Linked DNA regions of Mus musculus: region 2 is linked to region 1. A link is a contact called in ENCODE Hi-C or POLR2A ChIA-PET data. All regions are on one chromosome and are shown on one strand. Each heading gives the region's core, a stretch centred on a gene start or an enhancer-like site at or near the end of the contact. The rest is flanking DNA. Distances are from core to core; before and after follow the strand shown. Region 1 holds the start of Timd2 (T cell immunoglobulin and mucin domain containing 2). Region 2 holds the start of Havcr1 (hepatitis A virus cellular receptor 1).

Region 1 (3,175 bases), core at 387-2,886:
CCCCTTCCTACTGTCTCAAGTGTTGGGATTGCCAACACGCTAAGATCAGGGTTTCTTTCTTTTTCTGTTTTTGGCAGGAAGCCCTGAGTTCAATCTTTCTCACCAGATAAACAGGGTATGGAGGCATATGGCTACTGGGGAAGGCAGGGTCAGAAGTTCAAGCCCATCCTCAGCAAAGCTTCTATTCTGAGGAAATCCTGACACAAGAGGCCCTGTCTCACAGACAGTGACAGTAAGAAGCAGTCACGGAGCTTTATGCTTGGAACCCAGAACTCAGGGGAAGACTGGAGATCTAGGCCAGTGAGGTTTCACAACTGCATTGTAAAAACCTGATGAGTGTTCACTATGATGTGTTTCCTACACTGTCTGACTCGTGGCTCATTTTAAAATCTTACAGTGTAGGTGGGGGAGAGAAGCATTGGGGCTTTGGAGTGTGAAAACACAATCACTCTATTGCATCTGGAAGTGAGGGAAAATACCAGGTCAGACAACCAAAGAGCATGAAATTCCCCAAACACAGAATATGCATTCTGGAGAAAGAGTACACCAATTCTCAACATAAACGCATACATTTTAAAAATCTCAAGCTTTTCTCTAAGTATCTTTCACAACACTTAAAGAAAAATGAAATCCAGGAGTTGAATAGATAGAACAATGGTTAAGAGTACTGGCTGCTCTTCCAGAAGACCCAGGTTCAACTCCCAGTGCCCACATGGCAGCTCACAACTGTTTGCAATTCCAGTTCTGGGGAGGAACTGGCAACCCCACACTGACATACATGTGGACAAATACCTACTCACATTAGATAAAAACAAATCTTTTTTTTTTTTTTCTTAAATCCACATGAACACCAAGCTCTAAACGGTGCCCACTTGCCTAGCCTGGCCATGTGCTCCCCTTCTCAACACTCCAACTAAAGCAAATCTTCTTCTCTTTCTGGCCTTGCCAAGTTCACAAACACGATATCTCAAATTCCAGCAGCCAATTTGATGCTATAGATCTGGGTCTATAGGTCCATGCCTAATTATCTAGGGCTTAGTCTAAAATTACCAGACTATTCTCTTCTACAGTTTCCTTCTTATATCTCATGTTAACTCCATTTAAGAAGGCTTTAATAGCTCATATATTAAAAAGTCCATTATTCCATTTAAACGAGGATCAACCTTCCAAGAATCCGAAGAACTCTATTGGATATTAAGTTGTCCTAATGTCTAGAGACTCATCGTTGTTCCAATGCCGCCATAGAATCCCACATTGTCTCAAATGCAAAGCCACATGGCACAGAACCTCCAGGAAGTACTGTCCTCATTGCTTCTCTCTAACACGAGCCTACAGAAGAGGGAACTTACCAGTTAGGAGAGAGCCGTAGCTTCTGGTTAGTGTCTCCTTCTAATCCTCTGCTGCTGATGGAGCTGCTGATAGATAAAGAGGAATCTGTCCCAGAATTCCATCCTTATCTCCTGGCCACACCTTCAATATTTTGTTTGAAAACTGAGTCTCTCTAGTTCTACCATCCTTTTGCCTGATTGTATATGTTCAACTTAAAGAGATTATAAAAAAATACTTAAAAGACTAGCACTCAGGAAAGCAGAGGCAAGTGGATCTTCTGAGTTCAAGACCAACTCCGTTTACATAGTGAAACTTTGTCCCCACAACAACAAAGCTAACTTTCTGCTGGGCGAAGCAAAGGTCTTCACTTGAGTTCAAACTCCAGGTCTGGAGATCATGCTGACTTTGAAAAGTTTTCAGCAGAAAGGGACTTTGCACCATGCACCAGCTTTCTTAGTTGTATATGAATAAACTGAAAGTCAGAAAGAGGAATAGAATATAGATAGAACCCAGCGAGGGACCTGGTGCACAGGCAGAAGTGAAAGCTGACTAATTATACACGTTGGTCTGTCAGTCAATTAACAGTTTAAGCAAATAAAGCTAGACTAAAGTCCCTGCTTGCAGAACGCTAAGGGGAGGCTGCCAGCTTTCTAAGCTGAGCTTCTCCATGCCCTCATACGCTTTTCAGGCTTAGTAACTATACAGGCTTCCAGAGTTGGGTAGTTGCAGAGGAATTTTTTTTAAGATTTACTTATTTATTACATATATGTAAATACACTGTAGCTGACTTCAGACACCACAGAAGAAGCATCAGATCTCATTACGGATGGTTGTGAGCCACCATGTGGTTGCTGGGATTTGAACTCAGGACCTTCAGAAGAGCAGTCAGTGCTCTTAACCACTGAGCCATCTCTCCAGCCCCGCAGAGGAATTTTAATCCAGAAACATAACTGTTGTGGCAAGGGATCACATGTCTGTGTGATCGGGCTGGAATGACACACCTTTAATTCCTCTGGCTGGATTACAGACACACCCTTGGTACACACCTTTAGTCCCAAACAATGAAGGTAAAGTTGTAGAAGGAAGAAGTCATATTTGAAAGTGATATCTAATAGAGAGGCAAAGTGATGAATGAGAATGAGTCAAAGAGAGGATATGCCCAACTCTCAGGAGAACACAGGAAAGAGAAGCTACTTAAAAGAGAAGGAAGGAAGGGAGGAGAGAGAGAGAGAGAGAGAGACAGACAGACAGACAGACAGACAGACAGACAGAGACAGAGAGAGAGAGAGAATATGAGAGTTTTAGAGCTTTACCAGGATAATTTTTAGAGACAGGCTACAGGTAAAGACAGAATGAGCCAGAAAATGAGAAGAAACCAGATTAGAACAGATTGCCAGAGTTAGTTTGAGGCCAAGCAGAGCAATTCAGTCAAAAGCTGAGAGAAGCTACTTTGAAACAGTCAACTTGGAGAGGATTTGGGCCAGAACCAGCTGGCCATAGCAAAACGAGCTAGAAGGAATGGGTTTATTCAGCAGTTAGCTTCTGAGACAACAATTATATCTGGTGAATAAAAGTTACTTTTACAAAGGGTTGTGATAGATGGTGAAGACAGCTTGGACATGGGTTTAAGCCAATAGAAAGTCTTTCTTAGCCAGCTGCACAAAAACCATGTTCTGAGTTGACATAGTTCAGTTAACAAGACCAGTTAGCCAGGAGCAGAACTATAGAAACTAAAAAGCAATGTTCGTACAGTTTGAGACGTTCCCAGAACCGTATTGACATTGATAGATTAGGCGTTTGTTTTAGTTTTGGCAGGAGGTGTTTTCCATATGCTGCTGAATTTTAC
Region 2 (3,175 bases), core at 421-2,920, 52 kb after region 1:
TGGCCACCACCACTTCACTAGAAATCCCTTCTGCAGATTTCAGATCGTCTAAAAGTCTTAGCTTCAGGGTTGGAGGAAGCTAGCAGTGTGAAAATGTAACCGTACATGTCAGAAGTTGTTCTGACTGTCACAAGGATGTTAGGTGAGATGCAGGGGTTGGTATAAATGACTACTGAGGAGACATTTGAGAATTAAAGTTTGTTATGGCTCTTGAAACAATCTGTTCTATCCCTCCACAGTCTCCCTGCAGGATCTTCACAGGGGTGGCTTCAACAGGGAACCACAACTCAAACTCTGATGTTTGGGATGGACTCAAGTGCTCTTCTCAAACATGTAAATGCAAAAGTAAAAGGATTTCAAGCAACCAGCAAGGTGCTTACAACATGGTAGATCTCATCTAGTTACTCAGTTGAATTCCAGAAGGTGAGAAAGTTAGCTTTGGGAACATACAGAGCTATTCACAGTCAATGTCTGTTCCCTTCCTTTTCAGAGAGTAGGCCATAGGACACCCTGTGAGACACTTCAATGAGAGTTATTTCATGCCAAATGGTAGCCAACTCTGTTAGACAATGAATGCCCCTTTCCATGACCTACCTTAATAGAACTCTTAAAGGGACAGAATGGCCGGTACCATGTTCTACTCACTATTTTTATATGCGAAAGTAAAATAGTTATGTCTCATGTGGGTTTTATATGTTCTGACGTTGTCTAGTGTCCATGGCATTCTCAGTGTTTGGCTACCAGTTCCCAGTACTGGTTTTCTGATCTCTTCTGACGTGTAGAGACTGTTCCTGTGATTAGTGCGGGACCCCAGCCTGAATGCTGAGCTTATGGTGGCCTCAGGAGAACTAGTGCTATCTTTAAGACTGGTAACAGCCTTCTCTCCTCTCTGACAGGAAGTCAGAGAATCTTCTGACCAGAAATGGAGTTAATGAAGTACTAGGCAGGCTTACTCATGTTTTTATGGTTTAGCAATTAAGAAGCAGAAGTTGAAATCTAGAACTTGGAATCTGAAGACATGTAACATTCTCCGTAAATGGGCTTAAAAGTAGCTGCTCTAGGAATTTCTTGAGTATTTGATGCCTGTGAGTAAATAGCTCAGGGTCTCCTTCACAGCAGATGCTTCAGGAAGCTGAGCAAACATTAGTGCTATTTTACCTAAGAAGAAATCTAGGTATGAGAGCTCTGTGGATCTAAGGTTTGGATCTGTAGCTAGTGCTTTTCTAGGTGTCTCTAGACATCTCTCGGCAAGATATAGTCTCTGTCACCATGTGTGACTGCATTCTAGCTCAGTCCATCTTGTTGTGTTTAAGGTAGCTGAGGTCTAGGCACCAAACAGTATGGCTCTGAGCAGAAACAGTACTGTGTCCATCTGAGGGCAAGTGTGACGTTGCCATTAGAAAGTTGGCCTTGGCTTAGAGTTCTACCCAGAGCACACAGTCTAATTTCTGCCCTCAGTTTTTTCTCTGTTTGCTGCCTTATTTGTGTCCTGGCCAGAAGTCATATGGCTGGCTGTACGTGAGAAAGGACCAGGAAAGAAGAGTGTATTTTGGAGGACAGGGTATCCTAGCGGAGAGGCCTGTGGGATTCATACATTCAGGATGAAGACTTGATCAGACATAGTGTGCTGATGCCACAGCTAACCAGAGTGTCTTGTCACTGTCCTTCAGGTCAGTACCATGAATCAGATTCAAGTCTTCATTTCAGGCCTCATACTGCTTCTCCCAGGTAAGTGAGTCAATGGGCTGGGGATGCTGAGAAGTCTAGAGGTGGCAGGAGAGATGGCAAGCCTCTGGCTTGTTTGATCATGGGTTATATAGTTAGCAGAGAACCTGGATAATTTGTAGGTCCAAAGAACTCCCTTAACATGTATGAATTTCAAAACTGATGGCTAAGTAAACATGGTTCACAAGAACCTGCTGTGTTTGGGTCAATCATTAGATGTTGAGAAATTGTTTTGAAATTGTTTTGAGATTGTCTTGGACCTTGTAGAGTTGATGTCTGTCTAGAGACTCTATACTTGGTCCCATGTGAGAACATGCAGCTTCACTAACCTTGTTCCGAAGACAACCCCTTCCCAACCTGGTGTTTTTACTTTTGCTTATGGTTAGCCATGGTCAAAAAGGACATATATTTGTACGAGCTGTCTGCTGTTACTAGAAGCAAGGACAGGATAACGTTTGTAGCTGGAACTTTTCTCAGCTCCAATTAACCTTGTATAATGTTTGTATAAAGTGTCTGGAGTGAGCAAGTTTGGGGACGGTCTTTTCCAAGAAGGCTGAACCCTCTGCTCCTCTGGTCAACGAAGGCTTAGCATCTTCTCTAGAGGTAAGAAGGTGAGCTTGTTTCTCTACTGCAGCATCTCTGATCAATACCATTCAACAGTGGAGTGTACATAATAGTCAAAGATTAATAACAAAATCAGAAACAGTGCTTTCCATGAATGATGGCTAGTCAAAATCAGCCTTCATTCCACTTCTTTGTACCCATTTGGTTAAGTACTTTCAGTTATGTAATATAAAAAACATTCTAATTTAAGGGGCTCTATGGGAGAGGGGAAAGAAGGAATACCATTAATTGTCTTTGAAACAAGGTCTTTGTTAGTCCAGGATGGCTTCAGAGGAAACATGGACAATAAAGAAAGGCCAGAACTGTTCAGCACTCGCCTCTCTTTCACAATACACGTTTAATTCCACTTGAGTCCCACCCCCTTTAATTTTTCTGAAAGGAAATAAAAACAAAATTGTAGGAAAATGTTGAATACTAATTCCCCAATTCTTTTCCTCTCCCTTTTTAAAAATCACAGGCGCTGTGGATTCTTATGTGGAAGTAAAGGGGGTGGTGGGTCACCCTGTCACACTTCCATGTACTTACTCAACATATCGTGGAATCACAACGACATGTTGGGGCCGAGGGCAATGCCCATCTTCTGCTTGTCAAAATACACTTATTTGGACCAATGGACATCGTGTCACCTATCAGAAGAGCAGTCGGTACAACTTAAAGGGGCATATTTCAGAAGGAGATGTGTCCTTGACGATAGAGAACTCTGTTGAGAGTGACAGTGGTCTGTATTGTTGTCGAGTGGAGATTCCTGGATGGTTTAATGATCAGAAAGTGACCTTTTCATTGCAAGTTAAACCAGGTAAGCTTCTATGTATCCTTTGTTTATATT

What was found. Hi-C counts contacts between places; a loop is a spot of excess contacts on that map. ChIA-PET counts read pairs that join two places held with the same protein, here RNA polymerase II (POLR2A).
Region 2: a loop to region 1 is called in a map of left cerebral cortex, with 2.1 times the contacts of the local background. The contact joins the promoter of Havcr1 here to the promoter of Timd2 in region 1. A Hi-C loop is called at or near these places in 12 of 37 maps with a recorded cell type or tissue (CH12.LX, ES-E14, Patski and 5 more). POLR2A ChIA-PET finds 5 or more read pairs at or near these places in 1 of 5 experiments (Patski).

What each region holds. Positions count from the first base shown.
Region 1 is chr11:46,697,194-46,700,368 of GRCm38, forward strand. It overlaps Timd2 (T cell immunoglobulin and mucin domain containing 2), which reads right to left and starts at 1,637. Exons shown (of 9, transcript NM_001161355.1): 1 at 1,350-1,637.
Region 2 is chr11:46,749,498-46,752,672 of GRCm38, forward strand. Havcr1 (hepatitis A virus cellular receptor 1) reads left to right here and starts at 1,671. Exons shown (of 8, transcript NM_134248.2): 1 at 1,671-1,728; 2 at 2,807-3,145. The coding sequence starts at 1,680.